Regions from separate parts of the Homo sapiens genome. Here regions 2, 3 and 4 are each linked to region 1. Evidence: chromatin loops called from intact Hi-C (ENCODE). Cell type or tissue: heart left ventricle. All regions are shown on one strand. Each heading gives the region's core, and the rest is flanking DNA. Links, peaks and the distances in the headings are about the cores only. Region 1 holds the start of CCDST (cervical cancer associated DHX9 suppressive transcript). Region 2 has its middle 45 kb from the start of CRNN. Region 3 overlaps FLG2 (filaggrin 2). Region 4 has its middle 27 kb from the start of CRNN.

The links. A loop is a pair of places that touch in the nucleus more often than their neighbours do. Peaks named below come from ENCODE experiments on the same cell type or tissue, not always from the same donor. Only the 100,000 strongest peaks of a DNase experiment are listed, where the experiment ranks them.
Region 2: it touches region 1 in a loop (14-fold over the local background); 96 of 110 quality-filtered maps call a loop at or near these places.
Region 3: it touches region 1 in a loop (2.4-fold over the local background); 31 of 110 quality-filtered maps call a loop at or near these places.
Region 4: it touches region 1 in a loop (19-fold over the local background); 97 of 110 quality-filtered maps call a loop at or near these places.

Annotation. Positions count from the first base shown.
Region 1 is chr1:152,185,978-152,193,684 of GRCh38, forward strand. It overlaps CCDST (cervical cancer associated DHX9 suppressive transcript), which reads left to right and starts at 3,326. Exons shown (of 8, transcript NR_186765.1): 1 at 3,326-3,504. In heart left ventricle, for the core only: CTCF peaks have their summits at 2,788 (motif pointing right), 2,993, 4,034 (motif pointing right) and 4,237; DNase peaks (open chromatin) are centred at 2,804, 3,264 and 4,044; H3K4me3 peaks cover 1,372 bases; H3K27ac peaks cover 665 bases.
Region 2 is chr1:152,454,926-152,462,632 of GRCh38, forward strand. No RefSeq gene overlaps it. Among named protein-coding and RNA genes, the nearest start is that of CRNN, 45 kb to the left of the region's middle. RefSeq lists enhancers at 3,593-3,662, 5,581-5,640. In heart left ventricle, for the core only: CTCF peaks have their summits at 3,669 (motif pointing left) and 5,542 (motif pointing left); DNase peaks (open chromatin) are centred at 3,626 and 5,516; H3K4me3 peaks cover 221 bases.
Region 3 is chr1:152,344,446-152,352,152 of GRCh38, forward strand. FLG2 (filaggrin 2) reads right to left here. Exons shown (of 3, transcript NM_001014342.3): 3 at 4,290-7,707. The coding sequence ends at 6,165. All of the region lies in intron 7 of CCDST (cervical cancer associated DHX9 suppressive transcript), which reads left to right. Among named protein-coding and RNA genes, the nearest start is that of FLG2, 12 kb to the right of the region's middle. In heart left ventricle, for the core only: a CTCF peak has its summit at 2,882 (motif pointing left); no DNase peak of the experiment used is centred there.
Region 4 is chr1:152,437,411-152,445,117 of GRCh38, forward strand. No RefSeq gene overlaps it. Among named protein-coding and RNA genes, the nearest start is that of CRNN, 27 kb to the left of the region's middle. In heart left ventricle, for the core only: CTCF peaks have their summits at 3,651 (motif pointing left) and 5,184; a DNase peak (open chromatin) is centred at 3,631; H3K27ac peaks cover 317 bases; H3K27me3 peaks cover 169 bases.

The sequences.
Region 1 (7,707 bases), core at 2,502-6,501:
ACATTTGATTTAATTTTACCATTCCCACGGCCTCTGCAATCAATTTCCTTTCTTGGTTCTATAGATTTTATTCTAGAGGCAAAGTCCTGGGGGATTTAGGAGTAACACAGTGTCTTACACACAATAGAAGTTTTATGGTGCTTACCAAGTGTCTTTCAAGTTCTTACTATTATCCCCATCTTGTAGATGGAAAAATTAGGGCACAGAGAGGTTAAACAACCTACCCAAGGCCACACAGCTAGTCAGGGACATCAGCAGGATTTGCACCCAGACAATTTAACTCCATAATCTCTACTTTTAACTTTCTTAACAACTGTTGACGGATGAACAGACGGGTGTAATTTGAGAGGCCCTGAAAAAGGTCTTACTCCAAAATATACTTTCCACTGAGGTAGTATAGTTATATAATGTCTACCATAAAGCACTGCCCTTTTTCTGTTTCTTATAGTGCTTTTTAAAGTATAAATAGCCTATGAAGGGTTATATTAGCCCTTTAGTGTGAATTTATTCATTAGATGTTTTATATTGTCTTGTTTAATAAGTGCTAGAAAGGGCTAGAAGGAATTACTGTGTTCTGCAAAGGGATCTCAGTAAACGGAACTGTTTTATTTCTTTGCCCTTGTTCTGAACTGTACTGAAAAATAGAAAGAAAATGTGGTGCTCAAAATGTCATCTTTTTTATTGATAGTGATTAAGTAAGACATTAGTAGCGCTAGGTCTGCTAGCTGGGGCTTGCTCATACTAGAACTGAGAATTAGGCTAACTTACCCACCTAATCATGACAGGCCTGGGCATCCTTGCCTAAGAGTAAGTCCCTATTATGCCATAGGGATCTCTGCAGTTCCCAAGTAGAAGCAGAGTAGAGCTAAGCCAATTATTCTTACAAAATTTACCAACCAGTTAAGTCCTTCTACCATCTCAGGGGCAAGGAGAAGAAAGGAGTGAAAAGAGGCCAGGAGTGGGGAAAAGGCGCTCACCTCTAGTAGAGACCTTAGACATCACCTAATCAAGCCTTCTCATCATACAGATACAATGGAATTCCAGAGAAGGGAAGGGACTTTGATAAACTAAGGTTGCGAGCTGTGAAGGGGTTGAGTCACGACACTGGATATGCTGATTTGGCTGCCAAGCTCCTTCAACATTCCACCACAATGCCCTTTTCCAGGAAGAGTGAGCAGTGGGAGTGCTTTAGAACCTGGCATCCAAGGGACCTGGTGGGAAGGGGGAGTGAAGAAGTAAAGCTACAGCAATATGCCCAGTGAATAGGTCCTAGGGTGAGCCCTCAGCACTTTGGATACTGGAGTCAAGCCCTCTTTCTTCTGCTGTCCTCCTTGAAGCTCCACTCAGTGTCAGAGAGGGAAGACTATTTAAGATCACCCACCATATTAGTAGGATTTCTCAGAAACAGAACCAACAGCATGTGTATTTATAGAAAGAGATTTATTACAAGGAATTGGCTGATGTGAATATGGAAGCTGGAGAGTCTAAAATCTGCAGTGTAGGACAGCAGGCTAGAAACTTGGGAGAGCTGATTATACACAATCCTAAGGCAGTCTGCTGGAGAATTTTCTCTTGCTCAGGGATGCTAGTCTTTTTGTTCTATTCAGGCCTTGAACTGATTGGATGAGGCCCACCCCATTAGGGAGGGCAATCTGCTTTACCCAAAGTTTACTGATTTAAATGTTAATCCCATCTAAAAATATCCTCTGAAATGTGAAAGGGAAGTTCACTATGCCAAAAGAAAAAAATTAAGCAGAAGGTAAGTCATGCAAGCAACGGCCTTTCCTTTTGTTCCTAGGCCCATAGCTACTGATAAAAGATTAAATATCTCCACTCTATGTTCACCCTACCTTGTGTAAAGCACCGATTTACTGAGCATGAGACGGAAACATAATTGACTATTCCCTTACCTTCTTCTCCTTTTATCTTGCAATATGTGGATTTAGTAATGTGACCCTACCCTCCCTATTTCTTCTCCACCCTGCTTTCACCCTTTAAATATTGAAGTCCTAAAAAATTATCATTGGGGAAAGCACAGACCTGTTTCTGGAGTGGTCCTTAACCTTGGCAAAATAAACTTCTAAGGTGATTTGAGACCCGTCTCAGATAATTTTTGGTTTACAAAATTCACACATAAAATTAACTACCACACCCGTTTTTTCCCTTGATTGACTCTGTGAGACTGAGTTTTCTCCTTTAGTCATCTGAGTACCACCTTCAAGATTTTTGCAATATCTGTGTATATATAATAATAATATTCTTATTTATTTATTTAGAGACAGAGTCTCGCTCTGTTGCCCAGGCTAGAGTGCAGTGGCGCGATCTCGGCTCACTGCAACCTCTGCCTCCAAGGTTCAGGAGATTCTCCTGCCTCAGCCTCCTTAGTAGCTGGGATTACAGGTGCGTGCCACTATGCCCGGCTAATTTTTGTATTTTTGGTAGAGACGGGGTTTCACCATGTTGGCCAGGCTGGTCTTGAACTGCTGACCTCATGTGATCCACCCACCTCGGCCTCCCAAAGTGCTGGGATTAGAGGCATGAGCCACAATGCCCGGCCTAATATTTTTGAACCAATGTTAACTACTCACTTAAGAATTTAGCCTTACACTAATATTTGAGATAACCGGTTTGTTGGGCTGGTTTTAGTATTTTCTAACACAAATAAGAATAAATACTCAAACATTCTTAAAAAGTGCATGTAGCACTTAAGACTATCTTGGTACTCCATTTGGGAAACCATGTAGCCAAGGCTGTTGGGGCGAACCAAGGTGGTGGGAGTCCGACGGGCCAGCAGGGGGCGCACTTGCAGGTCACCTGAAGTCCTTATTTACGGGATAAGGTGGAGGCTGAGGAAAGTCTTTCAGAGGCCGGACGCTGGCACTGGACGGAGTAGGGAACCCTAGCCGTTATCCCACCAAAGGGTCCCAGCGCCTAGAGGGGCTGCGGAAAGCTCCTACAATACGAGGAGCCCTTGGAGCCCAGAGCGGGATCCTGCGAGCCGAGGCCCCGTTCTCTGTTAGGATCACGGGGACTGCCCCAGGCAGCTGCTGGGCCCGGTCGCGGACCTCGGCCAGAACATCCTCCCAGAACACAGAGGAATCTGACATCAGTGGCCTCCCTTGGTAGAGGTGGGGAGCCGAGGGGCGGCAGTGTGGAAGGGCCATCGGCCTAGGTCTTTCGTATCCCCTCCGGCCTCTCGGGGCTGTGCGTTCGGAAACAGCGAAAGGAACGGCCTCAGGAATCTGGCCTCAGCCGGAGCACTGGTGAACACAGGCTCCCGTCGCGCCAAGGGAAGTAGGAAAAGCTGCTTCCGGGCGGAGGGGCTGCACTTCCGGGGCCCGCGTCCCCCGGCGGCTTCGCCGAGAAGGGGCTTTGGGAGCTTAAGGGCGCCGGCACGCGTTCCCCTGGCGCAGAGCTCGCTAGCCGGGGCGCGGGCTGCCTCCTTGTTCTGGTGTGATCCGAATGTAACGGAGCGGACTTTGGGATCCAGAACCCCGGACTGAGGTTGTGCTTGGCTTGAGGGGCGGGCTGGTAGGTCAGCCCCCTTGGGGCGTCGTTGGTCCTCTCCAGGCGTGTCACATTCTGCCCGCACATGGTGCCTTGGTACTCCCCAAAAGTCATGCCTTGATTTTTCTTACTAATAATAGTTTACACTGTTTTACCGCTTCACTGCTTCACGTAAGTAAAGTAATTATTTCAAAAGGAAATGTTGGTCATTTATAAAATGGTGGTAAAGATGGTACAGCGGATTAATGTGAGGATTAAATGAGATGATACATGAAAGTGCTTAAAACAGTACAGGGTACTTACCGTTATTATTGTTAAGTAGAAAGTGAGTTCTGGGAAACAGTGGGTGTATGGTCCTTCACAGCAGGTTTTGGAAACGTCTGATTTCCAGCCTACCCTCCTTCCTCCTGTTGCCGTCTGTTGCCTGATTGTTCTCACTGGCTGAAAGGAGATAATCCCTGCCACTCCATTCATCACTGAAAATTCTTGTCAGTTTGGTTGCTTAGGTACCTACTAAGAGTTGCCAGCAGGTGGCCCCAGAGCACGCGGTTATGTTTGTCTTTTTGGGTCCCATGTTTAATTAGTAATTTAGTAGGGACGTATTGAATACTTATTCCACACTATGGTACACTGTACCAGGGGATATAGGGATGCCTGAGGGTGTGGGAGGCCGACCCTGGTCTCAGGGAGAATATAAATGATTTATTATTCTGGTCTTTCACAAGATTTTGGCCTTTTTAAAGATCGATTCATGTATTCATTCAACAAATATTTATTGGATGTTTACTCTGTTCCAGTTTCCACTCAGAGATGTGAAGTATATCAATGAATAGAATAGACAAAGATCTTTGCCTTCATAGAGATCACATTCTAGCACACAACAATAAAGATAATAAATTATGTAAAATGTTAGAAGTGTTATGAAAAAGAAAAAATGTAGACCAGTGTTTGTGTGTGTGGGTAGGGTTGGTGGGATGGGCAGGTTGCAGTATGAAATAGAGTGGTTAGTATTAAATAGGCTTCATTAGGAAGGCAAGATTGAGCAAAGATTCAAAAGATGTGAGGAAATTAGTCAGATCTGGCGGGAAGTGTGTTCTAGATATGAAAAAATTGGAGTTATTACATTTACTCCTTTAAAGATGAGGTAATTGAGGTTCAGATAAGTAAAGTAACTTGTTTAGGGTCTCATAAGAGGTTTCTAACAAAACTGGTCTGGTTTCATGTCCTCATTTCCAGTCGTGTTCATTCACCAGATCACATTACCACTTGGTGTTTTTAGGGTGATGGAGACTTCACAATACATAACTTGCTTAAATCATGACTAAGGTTATCTTGGCATACTTCCCATCATTGGGTAATACCAAATTCTCTGTGATCTTTCTTTTTTTACATAATCAGTAAATATTTATTTTGCTAACTGGTGTGGAGGATAGAAATGAGGCATAAAGCCTGTCTCCTGCCCGTAAGGGACAAATAATCTATACATAACCATTTTGGCCTTCATCTCTTTTTCATCTACTTTCCCCATTTCCCCCAAGACAAGCCCACTGATAATCTGTACCTACAGCTTAGAATTAGGTCAGGTCCTTAAACTTGGTCACCCATTCTTGGTTTGTAGGTTCCAGAATTTCACTGGATTCCTTTTGCTGACAGTTGTTGTGCCTCTGGTTATCCCCCAAGTCTCTACTCCCTTTATCCTGTGTTGAACTTGTCTATGAGACTGAGCTTATGCTATGCTTTTCACTCCTCAATTAGATATCCCATCTGGATCCTTAGTTCCCCTCTAGAACTGCCTCCTTGTCTCTTGTAGTCTCAGTTGTTGATCTTTCCACTTGAGTGGAGACTTTGCATTGCTCCTATTTGGGAGTTGTGCCCCTTGTTCGCTGTGCTTGCTCCCCTTGAGCTGCCTCTCTGAGCCTGAGTCAGTTCTCTTCACCTCTGGCCCAGGGAACTCTGGACATGTGCCACACCCCTTTCCCTTCATGCCTACACTTGCTGGGAGGATATTGTGGTGCCTTGTGTTAAAAGTCCTGGGTTATGGCATATGTGAAACAGCCGCGAAGGACAGAAGACTATTTTTACGTAATTAATTGCCTGGGAACTAGTTGTTTAAAGGAGAAGGGTGTTCGGTAAGCCTGAGTGGGTAAGAATGAGGAAGGTGGAACTTGAGCCTGGTCTTGAGGGATGGGTAGAATTAACAGGTGTAGGGGAGAGAACAGGGTTGGGGGTGAACTTGTTATGTTGTGAGCCAGTAAGGAGATTAGCCTAAGTGGAATGGAGAAGATGTGTTTGGGAGTGGTGGTGGGAAGAGGATAGATAGGCAGGGCTGGATTGGAGCAGAGCCTGGAGCATCAGCTTGAGAAGTTTGCATTACAACATCATAAATTATTTTTAAATATTTTATGGTTCTTGGGAAGCTGGCATGAAGGCACAATGACAATGTGTCATTAAGATCTGTATATCTACCTGCCTATCTTTGATCATCTCAAATTTGCTTTGTCCCTGAATGCCCCATATGAAAGAGGTTCCCTTGGTTATTTTTTCACAGCATTGTGTTCCTTACTTATTTACTTTTTCAGTTTTTTCTAGTGTGCCCTAGAATGAATGTTGCCAGGAGGCAAGGACTTGTTCTGCCTCCTTGTTGAATGCCCAGAATGTACAACAGTTTCAGATACACATTCAATGCTTTAAAAATATTTGTTGAATGAATGAATGCCCTGAGCTAAGTTTATTTCTTTAAACCTGATCTATTCTACCTTCTGAATTCTTGAATTCTGTTAGTGCTAACACCATCCATTTGGTCTGCTAAGTTGGATACTTGGAGTCAATTTTGATGAAGACATGAGTACAGGTCTTGACCATTCTTAAACTTTACATGAGGATTGTATTCCCACTGAAGCCTTGTTTTTTACTCCATTATGCCAAGTTAACACAATGTAACGTGTTGCATTTTCAATATGAAGACAGAAAACATCAAACATGAACAGTGAGGCTAAAGGAATGAGAAGTTATTGGGAGCCAGGGCCATGGGCAAATTGTAAACTGTGTGTATCTAAATGTAACCATCATATTATCTGTTCTGTCCTCTTCCAAGGGGAAGAATCATGTAATGGTTAAGAACATGGTCCCTGGAGTTAGGCTGCCTGGGCTCAAATTCTGGCTCAGCCACTTACTAGCAGTGTACCCTTGGGAAAGCTGCTTAACTTCTCTGTTTCTCAGTTTTCTCATCTATAATATATGGGTAAGAATAATACTTACAGAGTTATTGTGAGGATTAATATGTGGGAAGTTCTTAGAGCAGTGCTAGCATATAGTAAATGCTCATCAAATGTTATTATTAGCTATATTAGCTATTATTAGCTGTTAATATTTAGTGGGCCATTGAAACAACATAGGCTCTATTGCCATTTGGGCTGCTGATCTGAAACAGGTGGCCAGACTTCATTGAGGGATGACCTTTGCAAGGTGTGATTGAGGGTATGGGATTGAAGGAAATTTGGGATTTTTTGAGTGAGGACTGAGTTCCTGCAGGAGATATAGTCACCCCAAAGGGAGTTACCAGGTCCAGATGGAATTATTTCCAGTGGAATGTGCACACAAATTCTTTGACACAAGTAAGGAAGTATTACTACTTAGTTATCTATATGTGAATCTGCACAGAAAACTGAAAGAACTCTGTTGCTACCTTGCTTTTGCTTTTTTGAGGGAGAAGACAATCAAGTGTGAAGCCAGGCAAACCTTTGAACATTGTTATTAAGGCAGAAAAAGCCTTCTTCCTCTACTTTCCCATCCTCTCCTTCCTCACTGTCTGTTTCTCCCTCTCTGTAAACACAATGGGACATTTCATTTCAAGAGTGTGTCTTGTTGAGGTGGGGCAGAAGGGTTTGGTGGTTTTATCAGACTGTTTAACCATAAAACGTTTTTCATCCCTGTGTTCCTGTGCCCCACCATTTCAGGCACTTGGTATTTTTACTGCCTCACCCCCATCAACAGAGAAAAGGTGGATTTGATGTCATTTATTATATACTTTAAAGTAATTTTATTTTGCTGAATTTGTAAATACATGCAAATGAAATATTTTAGAGCTACAAAAACAACCATGGCCAGATATGTATGAACGAGGTCTTTCCCAGTCCCCCTCTGGGTTTTGCACAGATTTATTCTGAGGGTCCCTTAGTCCAAACTGGGGGATCCGCAGAC
Region 2 (7,707 bases), core at 2,002-6,001, 270 kb after region 1:
CCTAACTCGGGGTGATCCTGGGATTATTCGCTTTCATTCCTGCAGGGAGGTCCATCCTCTGCCTCAGGTAGTTTCCTCACATACAGGTGCTGATCATAACTCAGCTAAGGATCTGAGGGGAGGCTGTTCCTGATTGTCAGGGCTCCCCTGCCCCCTTCTCTCTCTAGCTCTTGCCTTGCTAGGTGAAGGGGTGGCCTGCCCCTCCACACCTGTGGGTGTTTCTCGTCTGGTGGGACGAGAGACTGAGAAAAGAAAGAGACACAGAGACAAAGCATAGAGAAAGAAAAGTGGGCCCAGGGGACCGGGCGCTCAGTATACGGAGGACCCGCGCCGGCACTGGTCTCTGAGTTCCCTCAGTATTTATTGATCATTATCTCTACCATCTCAGAGAGGGGGATGTGGCAGGACAATAGGGTAATAGTGGGGAGAAGGTCAGCAGGAAAACATGTGACAAATGTCTCTGTGTCATAAACAAGGTTAAGAAAAAGGTGCTGTGCTTTGATGTGCCAATACATAAACATCTTGGTGCATTAAAGAGCAGTATTGCCACCAGCATGTCTCACCTCCAGCCATAAGGTGGTTTTCTCCTGTCTCAGTAGATGGAACATACAATTGGGTTTTACACCGAGACATTCCATTGCCCAGGGATGAGCAGGAGACAGATGCCTTCCTCAGAGTTATCTCAACTGCAAAGAGGCCTTCCTCTTTTACTAATCCTCCTCAGCACAGACCCTTTACGGGTGTTGGGCTGGGGGATGGTTAGGTCTTTCCCCTCCCATGAGGCCATATCCCAGGCTATCACTTGGGGAGAAACCTTGGACAATATGTGGCTTTCCTAGGCAGAGGTCCCTGCGGCCTTCCGCAGTGTATTGTGTCCCTGGGTACTTGAGATTAGAGAGTAGTGATGACTTTTAACAAGCATACTGCCTTCAAGCACTTGTTTAACAAAGCACATCCTGCATAGCCCTAAATCCATTAAACCTTGAGTTAACACATCACAGGTCTCTGCAAGCACAGGGTTGGGGCTAGGGTTACAGATTAACAGCATCTCAAGGCAGAAGAATTTTTCTTAGTACACAACAAAATGGAGTCTCTTATGTCTACTTCTTTCTACATAGACACAGTAACAGTCTGATCTCTCTTTCTTTTCCCCACAGCTAGGCTAGTAGTCTGTCTTGAAAACTCTAGCTGCCTTGGTCTTTTAGGATCCAGTTCCATTTATTCAATCCTGAGAGTCCACTGGACTCTGCCAGTTTCCGCTCCCTGAGTCACAGCCTGGAAACCCTTTGCCGGGAGGAGGCCAGGACAGTCCTAGGGTTCAGCTCATTTTGTTTCATCTTGCAAACATCATGGTCCTGCATTGCTTCAGGTTCATGGTCTTGAAAACTATTGTTCTTTTTATATAGCCATTCCTTGGTATTCACGAGGGATTTGTTCCAAGACCCTTGAAGATGCCAAAATCTGGAGATGCTCAAATCCCTCACGTAAAATGGCAAGATATTTGCATATAACCTATGCACATCCTCCTGTAGACATGAAAACATCTCTAGATTACTTATAATACCTAATATAATGTAAATGCTATGTAAATGGTTGTTATACTGTATTTTTAAATTGTATTTTTATTGTATTTTTTCAAATGTTTTTGATCCATGGTTGGTTGAATCCATGGATGTAGAAGTCAAGTATAAGGAAGGCCAACTATAGCTTGTCAGATTATGTAGTTGTTTCAGGTTACAGGATAAATCCATCCCTGTAACTCCATTCCCATTGGAAGAGGAAATTTCCACTTTATATTTTTGCTAGCATAATACCATTTTTTCTGGTATTTTTCAAAATCACAACCTAACATTGTAATTCTAAAGTATTTAGAGTTATACATCTGTTTAAAATTTCAAATTGGATGAACATGCAATCTCCCCACTAAGACAGGCATTTGCCTTTGTCTGGGTGAGGCTGACCATTGTCTTTTGTGTTTAGCAGTTCCTTATAATCCCTCCATAACCAGCCTGGGTCTCTCTCCACTTCCAGAAGCCTTGACAGACTGTTTTAGAACTGGAGAGATGAGGAGTGGGGGTGAGATGCTAAGAACACACAGGAGAGGGTATGGCAGGAAGGAGGACAAAAGGGCAGGAGTTCCTAGGGCCAAGTCCCACCACTCTTCACCCCCAGCCTGACCACCTCCCTCCCCTCCGGGGCACACATCTCTCTGCTCCTCTTTACAGAGCCTCTTTATTTAACATGTCATGTGGTTCTGGTATCACAGTCACTACTCTTGTTGTGTGGAAGGGCAGAATCTCAGGGGCCCAGGACAGAATAGAAGACTGTTGGTGAGGCAGGACTTAGTCCCTTAGGGAGTTACCAGGCCAGCCCTGCCCCATGCTGTGGCAATCACAGGAGTGTGTGATACAGAGTGCTTGGAGAATAGGACCAGACCACACTTGACAAAATGGTGCCTATGGGGGTGCAACAATAACATGGCATTTTAGGAAGAGGTGGACAGGACAATGAGTTGCTTTGGGGGCTTTGGTCTTGTACACCATGCCTAGGTTCTGAGAGGGCAACTGTACCTTGCAGAATGACTGCCATCTGCCAGGCACAGTGCTAGGCTTTTTACAACCATTACGCCAGTCATTCCTTATGTCAACCTTATGTGGTGTGCATTGTCCTTTTACATTTCACATCTGAAGACAATTAGACTCAAAGGGTTTCAGATAGTTACTCGATGGGACTGGCACTCCAGAGTCTGCGAGGGCAGAGAAGTTTGCTGGGAGACTGAGAGAGTGCTCATGGGATATTGTGGTATGGGAGGAGCTGGAGCCCTATGTTCTTGGCTGGACAAAGCCCTGTTGTGCTCATTTTGGAGATGGCAGGTGGGACCAATCCCATCACAGCAGCTGCCTCAGCAGGGAGATGCCCTGCAAGGGTGAGGTGTGGCCTAGGCAAGGTGTAGGAACTGGAAACTGAGGTAGGGCTGGAGGGGGGGAATATAACAAGAGTGAAAACAGTGCTTGAGGGCAAAAATGTGATGGGGAAAGTAAAAAAAAAGACCTGGAGTCTACACTGAAATTGAGTGGGGGTGAAGAAGTGAAATATTATTTTGGACCATATGAAATTGTTGTTTTGTAGGTAAAATGGTGGATTATGAACAATTTTATGTGTTCAACCTAATGTAAGCTTACTGTGGGTAAGCACCAAATATTAAGTATAGCCCATGGAATGCAGGGTGGTCTAAAGGTGAGTGGCACTGGATCTCAGCATTTGGAATGCCTACCTGTCCCCATATGTATCATCAGAAGGCACCTGTTAAAATATACACGTTACCTAGAAGTAGCAAATATTACCTAGCAACATCCTGGCACAACTGGCTTTATTAAACCAAGTTGTCACTTACTATGACAACAGCTATATAAAGTGACTGAAAAGAAAATTGGAATTTTGATTGAAAGATCATTTTGACTAGGTAGAGCCTGAGATAGGGGAGCTGCTTGGCAGACTGTGAGCAGCACTTGGCACAAGGTGGGGGGGTTTTGATAGAAGGCATTGAGAGAGAGGAAGCCGAGGTCTGGACCCAAAAGACTTGCTGACTGGCTGTGCCCATAAGCTTCCCTGCGCTGACTGCTGTCAGCCAACAATTAGGATTTCCGTGGTGCTCTGGCTCCCTCTTCAGGGAAACTCCTGAAATGCATCGCCATGTCTCAAGAAGATGGAGCTCCAGCGAAGTTTCAGAGATGGAAGACGGAACGGTAAGGGAACTAGTATTTCTCAAATTCACACTGTGTGTAGGCAGTCTGCTGAAAAGTGGCCACTAATATTGCCATGTATAGAAGTGTAAACTCAGATAATTTACGTGATTTGTCCAAGGTCATAACTCAATGGTGGTAGAGCTGGGATTCAACTTCAGGTTAGCCTGACTCCAAAAGACAAAGGTTGACCGTGGGCATCTCCAGGGAAGGGAGCAACTTCTATTGATTTTTGAATCCAGAGCAACTTCCATTGATTTCTGAAGCTCCAGAGTATAGTTGGGTGCAACAAATGTGAATCCCCAAAGACACAGGGCCCCGCTTAAGACCCCACACGTGGTTTTCCTCCCAGAGTCAAAACCCAGCAAGTTTGTGCCCCTCTAACAGCAGTATGAATCTTGGGCCCCAAGGCTGTGTCTGGGGCAGCCCTTCATCTCTAACTTCTGAGTATTCTTGGCAACCACCTGGAACACAGTTTTCCATGGTGCAGTGCTTCCTCCTCCACCTGCCCTTTCACATAAGGGATCGCCTTTGACCTTAACACCTGCTCTCTCTGTTTGACAGATGATATTTGATTTTTGAAGATGGAAGAGCATCTATCCATGCATCCATTCATTCATAAAACTGATAAGTATTTGTTGAGTGTCTACGATGTCCAGTCAGTGTTATTGACTCTAGAGATACAGCAGTAAACAGAATAGATAAAAGCTGGGATATGTGGGTGGGAGTAGTAGGCAGTAAACAATAACCCTAATAAATATGTAAATTATACAACATGTTAGAAGGCGGTAACCACTATAGAAATAGAGCTGAATAAGGAATGAGAGTGCAAGTGGCAAGGATAAAGGGTAAGTTGTAATTTAAATGGACTGGTCAGCTCTGCTTTATTAAGAAGCTTACTTTTGAAAGAAATATAGGGAGGGAGCCAAGCAGATATCTTGGGTAAGAAGATTCCAGGTAGAGGGAAAAGCCAATGCAAATGTCCTAAGGTGAAATCATTCCTGATCTACACAAGATACAGCAAAGAGGCCAGTGTGGCTGGAAGGGAGTGAGAGAGGAGAGTAATGGGGTTGAGCTACCTCTACTGACTGAGTATATATTATATGCTGGGCACCACTAGGCACTTAAACATGCTGATCATGTCAACTCCTCTGGGAGTGTGTTATGGACCAATTTAGAAGTTGAGAAATAGTGGTTTGGTGAGAGTGGGTAACTCACACATGGCCACAGAGCCAGCAAAGCAGATGTTCTGGCTCCAGAGCCCCGTTCTCTCCTCTGCACCCCATTGCCTTCATTCGGCCGAGTGGCCCTGCCTGCAGCAGCTGCCATGCTCTGAGCTGGCCTCCTGGTGTCAGTGAGCCCCAGCTCAGTGGCCGAGGAGGGCCCCAGGAGTCACAGGCTCTCACTGATCCCCACCACACCGAGGCTGCTTCCTTGTACCCCTGGTTTTAGGTCCAGCGTCCTCACCACTCTGAAATCAATTACTATTTTTACTTCTCTTTTTTTTTTTGGCATTAAGTAGACTTTTGGTTTTTAAATTATCTGAAAGTAAAAGCACAGAAGTGACATTCTTCTTGAAAGTGAAAGCAAGTGTGGAACATTTTTAACCATGCTGTTTCCTATCTGTTCTAGTTTCTGTAGGTAGTGGGTTCAGAGTAGCTCAGAGTATAAGGTGTGGGATGTGTGTGGGGGTGAGGGTTGGCCCAGGTGGACATCAGCATTTGACTCCTTCCTGGTTGCTGTAATTTGGGAGGGACTAACCAGGCTGCTAGATGTGCAGAAGGGTGGGCGCCACCTGCTGGTTGTGTGCATAAACCGCCTTTTCACCCAGTCAATCTTCATTCTTCTTTACTTGGAAATGGCAAATGAAGCCTTTCTATACGTGACTCTAGCAAATTAATTATTTCAGTCTTCCCGAAACACTTTATGTATATAATACCTCATGGTAGCATCATGCAAATGTCCCTTTGCCTTTGCTTGTGCTGGTATACCTTACGAAAAACAATCTGTACATCCAAGATGTCCCCCAACATCACCTACTTCAAAAATCACCTACTTCCAAGATCCATCCCTTACACTCTCCAAACTCCCCAGTCCTCAGAGACCCTAAGACACCTTGAACTACATCTAATCACCATGTGGCTAATGTGTTTGTCTTCTCCCAGAGGGGGACAGAGAATTAGCATTAAATTATGGCAGATCCCAGAAGATGTGCACAGGTCCTAGGACACAGCAAGGTGTTCAATAACTGTTGAAAGAAAGAATGCAGGCAACATATAACAATAAATAGGAAACAGACTGCATTTCGGTTTGTGGAGATGTGTGACATCTAAATAGAAGAAGAATGTCCTCCTTTGGTGATAGAGTTCCAAAGAGTTATTGCACTTATAAACTTTTTATACTAAGTATTGATGCTGGCAACTCAAAAACATCCCTTTTTAAGATTTTTAGGGGCCAAAATTCATACGGACACTCCCAGATGTTAAGGTTTTGACTTCTAAAAAGAGACGAACTGCCTGTATTTTAGGTTTATTTTATTTATTATTATTATTATTTTTTGAGACGGAGTCTCGCTCTGTCGCCCAGGCTGGAGTGCAGTGGCGCTATCTCGGCTCACTGCAAGCTCCGCCTCCCAGGTTCACGCCATTCTCCTGCCTCAGCCTCCCAAGTAGCTGGGACTACAGGCTCCCGCCACTACGCCCGGCTAATATTTTTGTATTTTTAGTAGAGACGGGGTTTCACCGTGTTAGCCAGGATGGTCTCAATCTCCTGACCTCGTAATCCGCCCGTCTCGGCCTCCCAAAGTGCTGGGATTACAGGCGTGAGCCACCACGCCCAGTTCATTTTAGGTTTTACTAACTCACTCTTATCCTTTAATCTGGCCACACAGATACCTTACCAGGTCTTAAGTCACTGTTAAAAAAAATTTTTCCCCAAACGTATCACATATTACCAGGATTGTCTGACTACATGTGTGCCTCCCACAAAGGGCTTAGCCTCTGTGTTGGGAAATGGAGATGTGCTAGAAAGCCAGGCTCGAGCATTGTCTATGGCCATCAGTGCTGTGCTAAATAAGGACTTGTGGAAAGGCGCCCTCTCGTGGGGAATCAGCGAATTAAAAATAAAAGAAGTTACACAACTGTAGCCATAGATACAGATAGATATGACACAAAATCTTCCTATTGCTTCCCTACACGCTCTCTTTTCAATGTCTTTCAAGAACTAAAAGTTTTTAATTTTAAGGATTTCAATTTATCAGTTTTTTCTTTTATAAAATATAAAATAATTTTTCTTTTATAAAATAGTACTTTTTATGTCCTGTTTAGGAAATCTTTGTCTACCCAGTATATTTTCTTCTGTTTTAATTTAGAAGCTGGATTATTTTAACCCTCACATTTAGGTCTATGATCCATTTCTTACAAATATTTTTGTATGGATTGAGGTAGGGGTCAAGGTTCATTTATTTCCCCACATGGATATTCAAATGACCCAGAATCATTTCCTACCATTTTTTTTTCCCCTACTACATTGCAGTGGAGTTTTGTCATAACTTAGTTGGCCGTATATGTATGGGAACGTTTTTGACTTCTTATTTTGTTCTATTGTTCTACTTTCAAACTAATACCGCAGTCGTAGTTACTGCAATGTTATAACAAATTTTGATATCGGGCGGTATAAATCTCGCAAATTTATCCCTTTTTAAAATATTGGCTGGCTGGGCTATTCTCTTTGCTCCTTCCTTCCTTCCTTTTTTTTTTTTTTTTTTTTTGAGTTTCACTCTTGTTGCCCAGGCTGGAGTTCAATGGCGCGATCTTGGCTCACTGCAACCTCCGCCTGCCAGGTTCAAGCGATTCTCCTGCCTCAGTTTACCAAGTAGCTGGGATTACAGGCATGCGCCACCACGCCTGGCTAATTTTGTATATATTTATTAATTTTTTTTAGGCGGAGTCCCACTCTGTCGCCC
Region 3 (7,707 bases), core at 1,168-5,167, 160 kb after region 1:
GTACATTATCTGTCATTTAAGTTGTTATTAACTTCCCTCCAATGAATAGATGAGTGAAAGAGTGACCCTAATGTTGCACTGACAACACCCATATTATCTGCATCATCTGGATTCTGTCATTAAAATAATCATAGAGAGATTACTAATCAGCCTAGCCCACATTCTTGGATTATATGTTGCAGGAGAGCTGTAGAAATATGAATGTTTGGTCACACATAGGTGGAGCTCAACCATCTGTTCTTTCAGCCCTGACAAAACTAGTCAGGAAAGGTATTAGGAAGAATGGGGCAAGTATTGTAAAGAAAAGAGCAGTAGGAACTGGCAGTAGGAACTAGTAATGTTGCTGGAAAATGAAGCCTATTGGGTATTCCCCTAATCTGCAAATATTCAAATCTAGAGCCTATGTGGTACACTTTGGGAGAAAACATAACCCTTGTCTAGCCTCTGAAATTGCACCAAATGGAAACAATTGCAGGCTCTAATACATTTTTTAATGCTACCTGAAAAAAATTAGTTTGGATGAGACATGATTTTATTTGTTTACTGGTTGATTGGTTTTTAAGACATTCAGCTAGCCTAGCAAGGCAACAAACAACATCAGAGCTGACAAAATGTCATCTTGAGAATTTAAGGAAGAAGAAGGGTTGAACTACTGTCCTATTAAAGCCCTCTTGACAAAAAATAAAGAATGATACTACTGAGTGAGGTATGGAGAATATTTTAACATTTAAAAATTTTAAAAATATATTTGAAGTCTATTATCTATCTATTAGTCTATCTGTCATCTATCTATCTCTATCACCTATCATCGATCTACCTATCTAGTCTATTGATTCTAAAAGAGGAAGCATAAAGTGATTTTTAGAGGAAAGAAAGTGAGGGAAAGTAACATTTGATGTGTATTCTCTGTTAGGATTTTTTTTTAACCTCCATGATCCTCAATTTTGTCTGTAAGGTATGGTTAATTTTTTACTTGCAAGGTTGTTTTAGAGCAAGTGTCTGAAACATAGTGAGTAGGCATTCAGTAAATTTTAATTTTCTTTTTTTAATCCAGAGTGGAATAAATAACACAAATATTGAATATTTTGTACCAAGTTTTAGAAAGCAGCAACCAGTAGATTTGATACAGATTTTTTTGTTTGTTGTTGTTTCTTAATCAGCCTCAGAGGAATCTTGAAGTAATGACTTTAAGCTAGGGATAATCTGTCTGTACTTGTATGTAAGTTCTTGAGCTCCTTAAATTTTGTTCTTGTAGCCAAAGCAGATCACCCTATTTGTGAATTTTAGGGTCTCTCTATATTTCCTCTTCTCTAATAGCCTCAGTATAGGAAACTGCCTCTCCCACCCTTCATTTCTATGTTCTAATTAAAAACGGATAACCTGCCAATTCTTAAAACTTTAATTCTAGAGAAAGTGGTAAAGCCAGAAACACATCTAAGTGATTTGGAACCAGAGGCTGTTCCTCCATTTCATCCTTTTCCTAATTACTGCACTTTATTTGTAGAAAGTAAGACAACATAAGATTTTTATTAATTGTACATTGTGGGGAAATGAAAAGAATAATATGAGACAACTTAACATATCTAAACAATCTTTAGAAAATGAACATGTTTTTCCTTGCAAATTTCATACTTCTTTGTGTTAGATGGCTTTATAATGCAAAAAATATACTTGTGAACTTCTACTGGTAATTCTATGCACTTTTAAGGAGAGTTTCACTCACTTTCACTTACCATGTTTTCCAAAGATTCAGTAAGATGTTGCTTAAAACCAGTTTCAAAGCCTGAGTTAGTGGCCTTTTAATTGTGTCAAATCATTATTAGAGAGGAAGCTTCTGTCTGCTCGCTTGATTAATTTCCAACCAAATCCAGAATTGCCTCAATCTTTACTTTTTAAAGATTTTCTACTTTTTCTTGCTCATTTCCCCACAGTTTACATACCCACCTTTGATTGTGTTAGAGTGCTCCACAAAGGTTGTACTCAGCATGTAGTATTAGAAAGTCTTCTCTGGTTATCAAGGACTCTTGGAACACAGGGACTATGTATTACACTCTAACAGAACAGCAAGTGCATGCAGTGTGTCTGCTACAAACTGACCTTCAATTTCCCTCATCCAAAGGTCATCTTTATCTAGAAAGTTTGTAAGAAGAGGAATTTTATCTTTCTTTCCTCCCATTTTGGCCACCCAGAGTTCCTCTTCAGTGCCATGTACTCTCCATGACAGTCTCAGCCATGGTTTGACATCACTGGGTATTTCTTGGCACAGAAATGCTTTACCTACAGGTTGCTAGCACACAGATGGTAGTAGAGGGGAAATATCTAACGGTATGTACCTATGACACTTCTCTTTCTAGCATCTAAGAAATTCAACTGTTCACAGAGGTTTCACATGGGGGCACCCCAGTTTTGAACTTTTTCTTTGTAGACCATACCTGATGTCTCATTTTTATCTTTCCTTTTATCTTAGAAGGGAGATGTGTAACTCTTTTTGAGTTATTTAATACTTCTGGTGTAATTTATAAGGAACAATTGCCCCCTATTTGATTAAAACATATTATTGAGAGTTTTAGCAATGTGGAATATATTACATTTAAATTTCAAATGGGTGTGGTTAAGGGATTATGGGGGTCATTTATGTACATAACCTATATATTTATATATACACATATACATATTTACACACACATACAATAAAGGCACATTAACGTTTATTCAGGATACCAGTGAAACTTTAGACATTTGTAAACGTATACTTAGAGAATAAAGCCTTTCTTTCTTGTAAATGCTTTAGACAGTGATTAGATTGAGGGAAAGATCAGATGTTGAGTTTTACCTTCTTTGGACTCATCATTAGTATCTGAGTGTTTCACCGCCGTCTAGCGGTAGAATATGGAATTACAGATGTATGGAATGAGTGCAGACGCCCTGACACGAGAGAGAGCTTTGGCTTGAGAATCAGAAACCTATACCTTGGTCATAGCAGCACTTCCAATTAGCAAGTTAATCTCTTCTATTGTAAATAAAGTAAATCCATAGATTTACTTTACTGCCATCTAGCTGTGCAGAGGTAGGATAAAAATCTATGGATTTCTCTTTTTATTATAGGTATAGACTTACTTTATCTATAATAGAAAGAGATTAAATATCAAATTTAAATTTCTAATTGTTCTTTGATAATTAGTATTTATATTCAGTGAATAAATGGTGATAGATAGATTGGTATGAATTGGTTACTAGCGTTAACTCCTATATACACAGTAATTTTGCTGAGTATCATTAATAGTATAACAGTAGCTTTTTCACTAGCAAACTAACAGACTAGTGTTATGTTGATTACATAGTACGATTTAAAGTTCATAAAGTACAAGTCCTTCTTAATATTACAATTTAAAAACTAGATTAGATAGATATATTCTGAGTCTAATCAGAAGAATGAGCCTGTTTGTTGTTGTTGTTGTTTTCATGTAACTTCTGCTTCTAATAGGGACTTGTGATTTTGAACACTCACTGATGAATTTCAGTTTAGTTTGAATTCCAAAAGTGAAGGTGGAGGAAAAGTAGCTTGATTTTTGAGTGAAAAGAGGATAAATTTGGATAGCACCAAATTTAATGGTGAGAATTATCACTCTTTTAATTAAATGCGGTGTGCTTGGCTTTTTTATTTTAACTTCCAAATTAAGGAAGTAATCTTTAAAGTTCTTACTAGTTCTGACAGTCTGCACATTTTCTTTGGGTTTTATAGTAGTAAACTTTCTACTGAGGATAGTGCATTTTGTACATAATTCTTCTACTCATCATTACTTCTCTCACTATTCATAATAAATTCATGTATTTTCTCCTTATAGGCAGGAATAATATATTTTTAACTGTTTTTCTTCTACTGGAAACCTCTGGACCCAATTAGCTTCTATTGATAGTGATTCTTCCATTAATATCTTTGACAGAGAAAATCCATGGTGTATAATTCTTATTTCCAGAGCTTGGGTTGTCTTAGAAAGTAGCTTCTTGGGATTATGTTTGATAATAATTGCTGTGATGATCATGATTAACCAGAACATCTGAGGTCAACTCATCAGTATAAAGCCTTTCTGTAAATGCTTTACAGAAGCATTGGACAGCGATTAGATTGAGGAAAAGATCAGATATGGTTGAGTTTTGTCTTCTTTGGAGTCCTTATTATTAGTACCTGAGTGCTTCACTGCCATCTAGCTGTGTGGAGGTGGAAGAAAACTGCATCTGATCCCATGGCAGGAAACTATGTGTTTGTGGAGATGAAAGAGAAGAGAAACTATAACTTGATGAAATGTTTATTGCCAATTTTTATGAAGTACAATTTTCTGGATCCTATATCCAGAAGGCCATGACAATAAATTTAAATATAATTGTACAGAATTCCAGTAGTGACACAAAAAGATGCAAATATTCTGAATATTCATGTGGGAAACTATGACAACATTCTTTGTTCAGGATGGGATGTGTTATAATGTTTCTAGAGACGTTTTGGCTCCTAAACCACGTCATTTAGCTCCTTGGATAGGTTTGTCAATAATTAATTAAAACAAAATCTGGAAAATCCAAATTTTGAAATTCGGAAATTTTTTTAAAACCTAATTTTATTCCCAACCACACAAATCTCTCTTTATTATATAGTTCTGAATATAGCCCCAAATGGTGTTTATCTTTTTCTTCCATTCACTATTTTCTTTCTTTCTTTTTTTCAAGGTGGAGTCTTGCTCAGTCACCCAGGCTGGAGTGCAGTGGTGCGATCTCGGCTCACTGCAACCTCTGCCTCCCGGGTTCAACCAATTCTCCTGCCTCAGCCTCCTGAGTAGCTAGGATTACAGGTGCCCGCTACTGCACCCAGCTAATTTTTGTATTTTTAGTAGAGACGGGATTTCACTATGTTGGCCAGGCTGGTCTCGAACTCCTGACTTCGTGATCCACCCATCTTGGCCTCCCAAAGTGCTGGGATTACAGGCGTGAGCCACCGCGCCCGGCCTCATTCACTATTTTCTAACCAAGGAGTTCAATGAATGTGGAGCCTTACAAAAACACCTGGCACCAAACAAAAGTAATATAGTACAGAACTATAGTTAAAATGAAAGAACAGACATATACCCTTACTACCAAAAGAGGAGATCATGTTAAATACCTTAATTTCATGTATGTGTCTCATTTCTTCTCTGGGTTAGTTCTTATCTTGGGCTAGTTTATGTTGGCTTCTTATTCAAAGTAATAACTCCTTTGTTCTTGGACATATTCATAGAGTGGGGTGTTGCTATCTAAGCAGAAGGAACCAGAGCCTGTTCTTTCCTTTGTATGGTAACCGCTGGCCTCAGAGCCTCTTTGTTTTTTGCCCACATCCTCACCGTATATTCTGATACCTCCTGACAGACTTGACTCTGACTCTTGCCTTTGTCTCCCCCACTGCATATGGTTGCACTGCTTGATGAATATCTATACCTATACTCTTCAATTCCTGCAGGGTCTTGGCTGTCAAGAAAGTGACTGAAAATGTATCTTTGACTTTTGCTGTCATTTGACTACTCATAACTATCATTTGATTGGCCATGGCTGTATACTTGTCTTTCATTGGTACTGAATCCAGACTGACCCTAGGCATCTCTTGATGGCCCATGACTTAATACCTATCTGGCAAAACCTGTGCTGGATCTTACCTGCCCATGAAAAGTTGTATCTCCGAAATGTTGCTGGCTAGATCCATGTATACCTATTGTATTGAACTCTAACTTCCCATGCCTAGATCCTAATTGCTCATGAGTGTCTTTCTCCCAATCTTCTGAATGCTTTTTGTTATCAGTATGGGATTCCTGTTTTCTGATTGAACTAGATTTTGAATGGCCATGAACTGATATGGATTGTCCATGGCCAAATCCAAGGTGGTCATTTGACTGGCTATGTGTACATCCCTCCCTTCTGGCTGTGTTATATCCAGGTTGAACATAGGTGTTGTTTGACTGTTTATGAGTTACTATAGAATGTCCATGACTAGATTCCTGACTTCTTATAATAATAGGTCGAGACTGATACTGAGAATCAACTGAATGTTCATAACTTACCATTGACTGTTCATGATTTAAACTGTGTCTTCCTGTTCTTTTAGTTGCTTTGGATACTATAAGGTCAGAACTAGAAAATAACTGTCAATGTCTAGACAGTTGCTTGTTTGCAGTGCTGTCTGTTGACCATGAAAGGTGAGAATTACTGATGCTTTTTCTGCTGCCACCAGAAGGCCCATACCCAGTGTGCCCATAGTCATATTCTGCAGGTCCATAGCTGCCATGTTTCCAAACCTGACTTGATCCATGCCTTTGCCTTTCACTACTATGTGACTGAAAATGACTTGCTCTACTAGATCTGGAACCTGTCTGTGTGGATTGTCCATAACCAGAATGGCCATGTCTAGTGGTATCTCCTGTCTGTCCATGAGTAGTTTCCAGTCTCCCATGAACTGTGGATCCTGGCTGTCTTTGTTGAGATCCAGCTTGGCCCTGAATGTGTCCTGAATGTGTGTGTGAGCCCCATGAGTGCACTTCACTGTCACTGGACTCACTGTGGCCAGATCCCCTTCTTCCAGTTGTCCTGGACCCTCTCTGTGTGGATTGTCCATAACCATAGTGGGCATGTCTAGTGGTATCTCCTGTCTGTCCATGAGTAGTTCCCTGTCTCCCATGACCTGAGGATCCTGACTGTCCATGTCGAGATCCGGCTTGGCTGTGAGTGTGTCCTGAATGTGTGGGTGAGGCCTCTGAGTGCACTTCACTATCACTGGACTCACTGTGACTAGATCTTTGTCTTCCAGTTGTCCTGGAACCTGTCTGTGTGGACTGTCCATGACCAGACTGGCCATGTCTAGTGGTATCTCCTGTCTGTCCATGTATAGTTCCCTGTCTCCCGTGAATGGCAGATCCTGACTCTCCATGTTGAGATCTGGCTTGGCCATAAGTGTGTCCTGAATGTGTGTGTGAGACCCCTGAGTGCACTTCACTGTCACTGGACTCACTGTGGCCAGATCCCCTTCTTCCAGCTGTCCTTGACCCTCTCTGTGTGGACTGTCCATGACCAGAGTGAGCATGTCTAGTGGTATCTCCTGTCTGTCCATGAGTAGTTCCGTGTCTCTCATGAACTGAGGATCCTGACTCTCCATGTTGAGATCCGGCTTGGCCATGAGCGTGTCCTGAATGTGTGTGTGAGACCCCTGAGTGCCCTTCACTGTCACTGTACTCACTGTGGCCAGATGCCCTTCTTCCAGTTGTCCTGGACCCTCTCTGTGTGGACTGTCCATGACCAGAGTGGCCATGTCTAGTGGTATCTGCTGTTTGTCCATGAGTAGTTCCGTGTCTCTCATGAACTGAGGATCCTGACTCTGGATAGTGAGATCCAGCTTGACCGTGAGTGTGTCCTGAATGTGTGTGTGAGACCCCTGAGGGCCCTTCACTGTCACTGTACTCACTGTGGCCAGATCCCCTTCTTCCAGTTGTCCTGGACCCTGTCTGTATGGTTTGTCCATGACTAGGGTGGCCATGTTCAGTGGTATCTCCTGTCTGTCCATGAGTAGTTTGGTGTCTCTTGTGAACTGTGGATTCTGACTCTCCATGTTGAGACCTGGCTTGGCTGTGTGTGTGTCCTGAATGTGTATGTGAGCCCCCTGAGTGCACTTCACTGTCACTGGACTCACTGTGGCCA
Region 4 (7,707 bases), core at 1,647-5,646, 250 kb after region 1:
CTTTGAACTTATGAACCTAGTTTTCTGCCTGTTGCTTTGCAATGGTTTGACAATTATTATCAATTCAATGGATATTTATCAAATGCCTGGAATGCAGGACCGGAACCATGGGATATGCAGACATAGATAAACCATATTTCCTTTCTGCTGGGCATTTATAACTTTGTCAGGGACACAGACAAAGACATAAGAAAGACACATGCATAAGAAACACAATTTGGTATCAGTATTGTAAAAGAAATATGAACAATGTACTACAGAGGCGTGGAAAAAAAACTTGTTAATTCAGACTGGGGTGGGTGGCCTTGGGAAGGCTTCTCAGATTGTGTATTTGCATCAGGGTCTTGAAGGATGGATAAGAGGCATGGTGGGGAGAACAATCAGAGGAGAGTATGAACAAAGACTCAGCCTGTAAAATATTCCCAGCAAATCTAAGGCAGCACTGTTGGTGATATTATAGTTGCCTTGTTATCACCATTAATAAGAATGAGAACTCTCTGTCCTTAAGAATGTGTTTGCATCTCATTTAAATTATTAGTGGGGGCTCTGCATTCTGTGCTTCTGTTCTGGATTTCTCCAGGCAGACACAAGCATGCTCAGAGGTTCCTTGTCCTGCAAGGGACAAACTGCAGAGAGGGTGGCTGTGTTCTCTGGTTACAGTGCTTAGCTGCAGTTCTTGTCTACCTGGTCTGGCAAGAGCAATCCCTCTAGGCTGAAATGAGAGCAAAGCTGGCATCTTGCATGGCTGATTCTACTTAGGAGTGAGGCAGGAGACAGTGCCTAAACTTTTTAGTAGTGAACCTAGCAAAGATGTTCCAGCACCTGGTTCTGGAGAAAGCATCCAGTTGCATTGCTTTGGGTCATTCTGAGGTCTTGGGTTTGGCTTCATTTAATAGGTACCATGTGGGCTTGGAGTTAAGGTGAGGAATCAAAATACTAGATCACCTCTGAATAAGCAGGAAACATTTTCTGGAAAATAGTTTTCAATATTCCCATCTACCCACCCATCAAATATCTGTCTAGCCCCTTCTCAGTGCCAGGTAGTGAACCTAGTGCTGGGGACCAACCCAAAGATAAAAAAGATGCAATTCTTTCACTGAAACTGAGTTGTCGAGTGACATACAGTCACACAATCACAACACTGAGTACTTTAACCAAAAGGCACAGGGAAGGGGCACCCAGCACAGAATTAGGATTAGAAAGTTGACAATTCTTGAACTGAGCCTCAATGGAGAAAAAGGAGGCAGCCAAAGAAGTAGTTCAGACCGAAGGTGCGGTGGAAGGCAGAGCATAGGATTCCCAGGAACACTTTTGATGAGGGTGGATAGAGGGGAGTTGGGGAGAGAGAGACAGTGTGTGTTTGGGGAGAGGTGGAGGTTGCTAAGCTATGTGGCTGGAGAATGTGGGCAGAGTCAGGTCAGGAAGGTTCTTTTGGGCCTTGCAACAGTGTCTGGACACTACCCTTAGGGCACCGAAGGGTTTTGAGCTTACAAATGAAATGACTTGTTTAGCTTTGCGCTTTATAAAGGACACTGTCTGCAGTGAGGACAATGCAGTGGTGAAGGGGCAGGAACAAATGCAGGGAGAACAAATAGGAGTCTGTTGCCTTTATTCAGGAAAAAGAGAATGGAGACTTGGCCTGGGCAGGGGAGTTGGACTAGGGATGGGGAGAGATTTGAGAGGTTTTTAAGGGGGTAGAATTGATTAGACATGGCTATGAAGTGGATGTGGGTGTTGTGGGGCAGAGAGGGATCAACAATGACTTTTAATGGTCTGACCTTGGCCACCACTGGGTCCCTGGTGATGCTCTTCACTGAGACAGAAATCAGAGAAGGAACTGGTTGAATCAGGGCTGGTGGCAGAGAGATGAGGTCAGTTTTGGTCATGTTGAGTTAACTGGAGATAAGGAACTGGACTGAGAATGCCGGGTCCTAAGTAAAAGATTTGGAAATCTTCAGTATAGAAGTCCTAGTTAAAAAGTTGAGAGTATTGGGTTTGAGTGAAGTGTATAAAGCAGATCAAGAACATTTTAAAGAGGATTGGAGAAAAACAGGAAAAGAATTGTGTCAAGGAGAGAGCACAAATATGGCCTGCATCAAAGAGACACAGTAAGATGAAGACTGAAAGTTGCTTGGCATTGACAATATAAGAGCATGGCCAGTACCAGAGACAGTAGACCTGAGATGGAGCAGGGACCCCTTTTAGGATCCTGTGGGACCCTCCACGCATGGAAATAAAGAAAAATCCCGAGTTCCTTCAAGGGAAATTCCAGGCACCTCGCTAGCCCTGAGAAATAAATGGGCAACTTCGTAAGCAAGAAGGTAATAGTAACCTAAAAAAATAGCCAAGGAAGTTAGAGTCACAGGATGTTACATTTCCCATAGAAACCAAAGATATCATCTTAACATATGTCCCTGAAGTGTTTTCTAGAAATCTAGACCCCCACCTACAGGATCCACTGGCACATGGACCTCAGATAAGGGGGAACTGAGGACTGAACTCTGACCATCTTTCTTTGTCCTAAAATTCTTCTTTAGGGGCCTGGAGGAAGTCATGCCCACGGACCAGAGCTAACATTTTTTTTCTGCTGTCCCAAACATTTTAAACAAATCTTCTTTCCCTTAACCAATTGCAAATCAGAAAATCTTTGTATCTGCCTATGACCCGTAAGGCCCCTTCACCTCCCTGCTACTCCCACCAGGCTTCAAGATATCCCACCTTTTTAGGTCAAACCAATGTATAACCTCCGTGTATTGACTTACAGTTTTTTCTGTAATTTCTGCTTTCCTGAAAATTTCCCCTGCCTTCAAAGACCCTTGATTGCAAGCATCAGAGAGTTCAGGTCTTAAGCATGAGCTACCCACTTCTCCTTGCTTGGCACCCTGCAATAAATGCCTCACTTTCCCCCTCTCTGCAATCTTGATGTCAGTGTTTGGCTTTGCTGTGTTGGGCGGGTGGACCCCAAATTTGTTTCAGTAACAGACCTGGAAGTGCAGGAGAAAGAGAGTCAGAATGCCGTAGGCTAACAAGTGAGTGGGAGGTGATGAAGAAAGAGAGAGCAAAGATAACTTTTCAATAAATTTCGCTAAGATGGTAAGGCCAAAGAGAGAGGATGATGAAAGGAGAGGTAAGTTGGAAGATTACTTTAAAATGGGAAAGGCTTGATCATGCTTGCATGTTGAGGGAAAGGAGTCAGTAGAGAAAGGTAAACATCAGCCTGTATCCTCCAATGCAATGGGATCCCAGCAGGTCCTCTGGGCCACAGGGTCCACAGGAAACTCCAGGCCCAGTCGGCAAAGCAGCCTTCTGGGCTAAAAGGTCACCACCATGCTAAGTCCTCCGCCACCGCCCAGGCCTCAGCTTCTTTCACCCTCCACCAAAGGCTGTCTCAAGTCTTTGTTCTACAAAGGAAGCCCCAGCTGGTAGAAGAGCTGACTTCAGATCAGCTCAAATCTCCCTTCATCTCCAAGGCTTCGGCCTGTGTTTAGCAACGGGGAGCCTTTCTTGGCTCTCTGCTGCCAACAGCCATGAAAGAAAAGGCAGTGTGGCAGCTGTAAGGGTAGCTGGGGTGGAAGCCTCGAGTCTCGGTTCCCATCCCGGCAGAGGGCCGAGTTACCCCAGCAAGATATGGGTCAGGCTGCCACCTAGTGTTCAAGTCAACGTGTAGCAGGAAGGCCTAGCATGCCACTAACTGAGCAGCAAATAGGTGACAGAGGGATAACCGAAAGCCTGCAAAGAAGCCAGAATTCAGAGAGGAGCGCACCGTCCTGAACCAGAGAGAGAATGTGTTTCAGGTGGTGAAGACAGACAGCGAAGCTACTGATCAGCCGGTGGCAGAGGCCAACAAAACAACCTGCACACAGGGCTACAGTTACAAGGCATTTTTACCTGTATTTTCTCTCATGCCATCCTTTGGGTTAATTATTATGGTTTTCCCGATTTTACAGACGTGTCTTCTCCCTGGAAAGTTCAAAAGACTTGTTCAAGTCAGTAGCCTGTTAGATGGCAGAGCTGGGATTTGAAAAGGGATCTTCATACTTTGGGAGGTGGGGGTGGGGTGGGAGCACTGAGTTTCACATCAGGAGGAAGGGGAACAGCTGAAGGCAGAGTAGCCATGACGAGTGGGGCTCTGGGCAGAGCTAAACGATAGGGACCTGTGCCCAGCGGACCTTAAGTTACAGGGTTAGGCTGGGAGCTGAGAAACAACCACCACTGCCCAGATGTGTGCAGTGCCTGCTGGGCCTTGAGCAGAGTTTGCCAGTGAGACAAGCTCTAGAAAGTCCTGCACAAGAGCCAGGACAGGCACTGGCACCAGATCTTAGGGGGTCTGGGGAGGAAAGTCCACAAGGATGACTGCCAAGATGGCCAGTGACAGGCCCAGTGGCCTGCTGACCAGAGGCTAAAACGGGGAACGGAAACCAGAGAAATGCACCAGTGAGGGCTCCTGAGAGCAGGTTAAGACCAGGGGAATCCAGCCCTGGCACCTCCTGGTAGGAGTACAGGGAGGCAGGAGGAGAGAAAAATCCAGTCAGCTCTCCTGCTGGCAGACACTGGCTTGGAAGGGAGACCAAGGACTGACTGGGGATGCTGCCAGTGGGGAATGGGTAGGTAGAACTGACTTCTGTTCAGAGCCCCCAGGTGAGAAACAGCAAATGTGTTTTCTTTTCACCTCCCCAGACTGTGCCAGTAAATGTGTGGGGGCAGCACCTGGGGGCCAGGCAAAGGATCTCTGCAGAGATGGGTGCTGGGTCCTGGGTCCACATGTCAGCCAAGACAGTTGGTCTTCAGATGGTTTAGGATAAGGACTCTGTGCTTGGTACAGTTTTCTACCTCAGCCCCTTCCTGGTGGCTCTCTTTTGTTTTGCTTTTCTTTTGGTTTTCCAAATAAAGTTTCCTTTGAAAAAAATCACCCCCACTCCTGTTTTTTTTTCTGAACACAAAGGCAGAATCATTTGTTCCCACGCAGTGCAAGATAACGAACCATACAGAAAATCCCGAAGGGCCCAGGCTTAGAGTTTGAGTTGGATGAGAGGTGAGCTGGGGCAGGGAGAGAAAGCAACTAAAGAAGGCTGGCCACGTGCGGCCTGGGCTGCTGGCAACGTCACTCCCTTGGCCCTCAGAGACCTCTGCAGTCCCACACCCTCTTCCCGCTCAGTGCACTGGCGACCCCTTTCTTTTCCCTGCATACTCAGGATCTCCTTGCTTTTCCACTCAGACTACCTTAAAATTTTTCTTAAAAAAAAAATCTTGCTATACTAGTAAGAGAGGCCCAGCATGGGAAAGTCAGGAAAGAATATAATGAAGATAACATCAATCACATTACTTTTGAATTAATTAAAAATAAACAACCTAATCTCATCTTTGATGACTAGTAGGTTCCTCCCACTTCCTTTCCCAGCCACTAAAGGGTCACTGGTGCTAGGGTGCCTCCCATACAGTGGGGGCTCAGCCCATGCTCGCTGGGTGGCCGATTGTTGACTGGTGCTCTGTGAGCTCCAAGTTTCCTGTAAACATTAGAAAATACAGCATGGGTTTTGGGTGGCAGCTACTCTGGGGCATACTGGCTGGGGAACTGGCAGAATTCCACAGGCTGGTTTTTCTCAAGTTAACTGGTGGCTTCCTGCCATGACAACAAGCTCAGCCCTGTGGGAAGTGGGTTTGGATGGTGCTTCTGGATCACCTCAGCGTGAGTCAATCCTGGGAGGGGTTGGTCTGTCAGCAGTCAGATGTTGGGTACCTACTGTGTACCAGGCACTGGGGATGCAAAGATGGAGGTCCCTGGAGACAGGCTCCACAAACTAACTGGAATTTAATCTGGACTTAGATACAAAACACTGGGAGGGCAAAAAGGGAGGCGTCTGTGAGTGGATCAGTCTCCAGGAAGGCTTCATAGAAGAGGTGACCTGAGAGGTGGGCCTTGAAAAGTGAGTAGGGTATAGTAGTAGGTTGTGGGGCCTCAGGGGTAGGTGAGGTGAGAAGAATCTATTCTAGGAAAAATGAATAAAAACAGCGATCTGGAGTTATGATGGTTTAAAGTGTATCCTGGAAACAATCAGCAGGACCTTCTGTGGCTCACATTTTCAAATCTGTGCCACACTGTGCAAGAGAGTGGCTGCTGTCCCAGAGACCCCATGTAAGCTGCCAGCTGCCCCTGAGCTGCGGTGGGCCCTCTCCTTGCTCCTCCATGTGTCTCTTGAGTTTATCTAGCAGGGAACAGGCATGTCTGTGTGTGCTGTCCAGGCCCAGTTCCAATGCCCCTTCCTTGAAGCCTTTGGGATTCTCTCTAGACACATGTGGGTGCTTTCATCACACCCTGTCCTTGTTGCTGTTATGGCCCTGTCCACACTGATGGTAACTGTTTTCTTCACTAGGTCTGCGTGTTCCTCACAGGCAGGAAATGTGCTTGGTCTGTCCCAGCATCTAGATTCTCAGCATCTGGTACTGGATCTCACGTAGAGCATACAATTAAGTGTTTGTTAATTCTTAAATTTGCTCTAGGGACACATCCCCATCTCTCTGCAGATGCAGGCTCAGTTTTCCCATCTACACCCATTTTAGGGATGAAAGGAGGACTCTAAACAGTGATGGTCTGATGGAAGATAAGAACATCCAGGGTAGATTGTCCTCATCAACCCCAATTAGAACTTGATTGAGAAGGTCACAATCCAGTCTTCTGTAATGACAGCCCATTATTTAATTGACTGAAGCAGGTTTTGTCTGGCAGCTTGACAAGTCATACTGCACGGCCTCTCCCACTCCACCTACAGGGCTAATATGTGACAGATTTAGGTGGTAAATGCTTGAAATGCCTTGAAGATTCTGCTCCAGCCAGCAACCTTGCTGTGACAAGGGCGGGCCCTGATGACAAATAGTGGCCTGATTACTGGACTCATTGTTCCCAAAATGGGCCTTGGGAGGCTGCCCAGTGGCTGAAACAGCTGCTGAACTGCCCACCATGGACTGGGAGAAGATGAGAAGCACGTCTCCTGGGTTCACGTCCTGTTGCTTCACTGACCCCATTTAGTAACCTTGACCTTGGCTTTTCAGATGAGTAGCCAAATGAAGATGAGAAACATTTTAAAAAATCTCTAATTCTTATAAGGGAGTTTTGTGGTGATGACCTTTCAAGGAAGGATGGCTGAATGAATGGATAAACAGAGGGATGGATTTGGTGGATGGACAGGCAGTGAAGCATCAAATGATGGACATATGGATGGTAGAATAAATGGATGAATGGATAGAAAGCCAACCTGTGCTGGCTTGTGTCCTAGAGACATAAAGTGTGCCCTCCGAGGACAGTGCGGGTGGGTGCTGCTGGGGGATTCTACTGCAGTAGTGCGTTTGTTTTTAATTTCTGAGAGCAATTTTTGAAGGGTTGCTATGTGTAGTTGAAAAGCTATGTGCAAAGCATAACTCTTCCATATATTTTTCAGAAAACAGCAATGAAGTGAATGCAACTGATGCCTCCTCAAAAGTTTGCTACCTGCCAAGACTTTCAAGCATGAAAATATCTTTATTTTTCCCTTTTAAAATTGATGGGTAGGCCATATGGGAGAGAGGGAAATACTGACAAAGAGGGCACCTCAAGAAAAGCATGCCTATAAAAATAATGTGACAAACAATGAAACAACACACAAACAGTTTGACAGATAAGAGAGCAAAGGATCACCACACGCCCGTGATTCTAGAGCAAGTGGTGACTTTAGT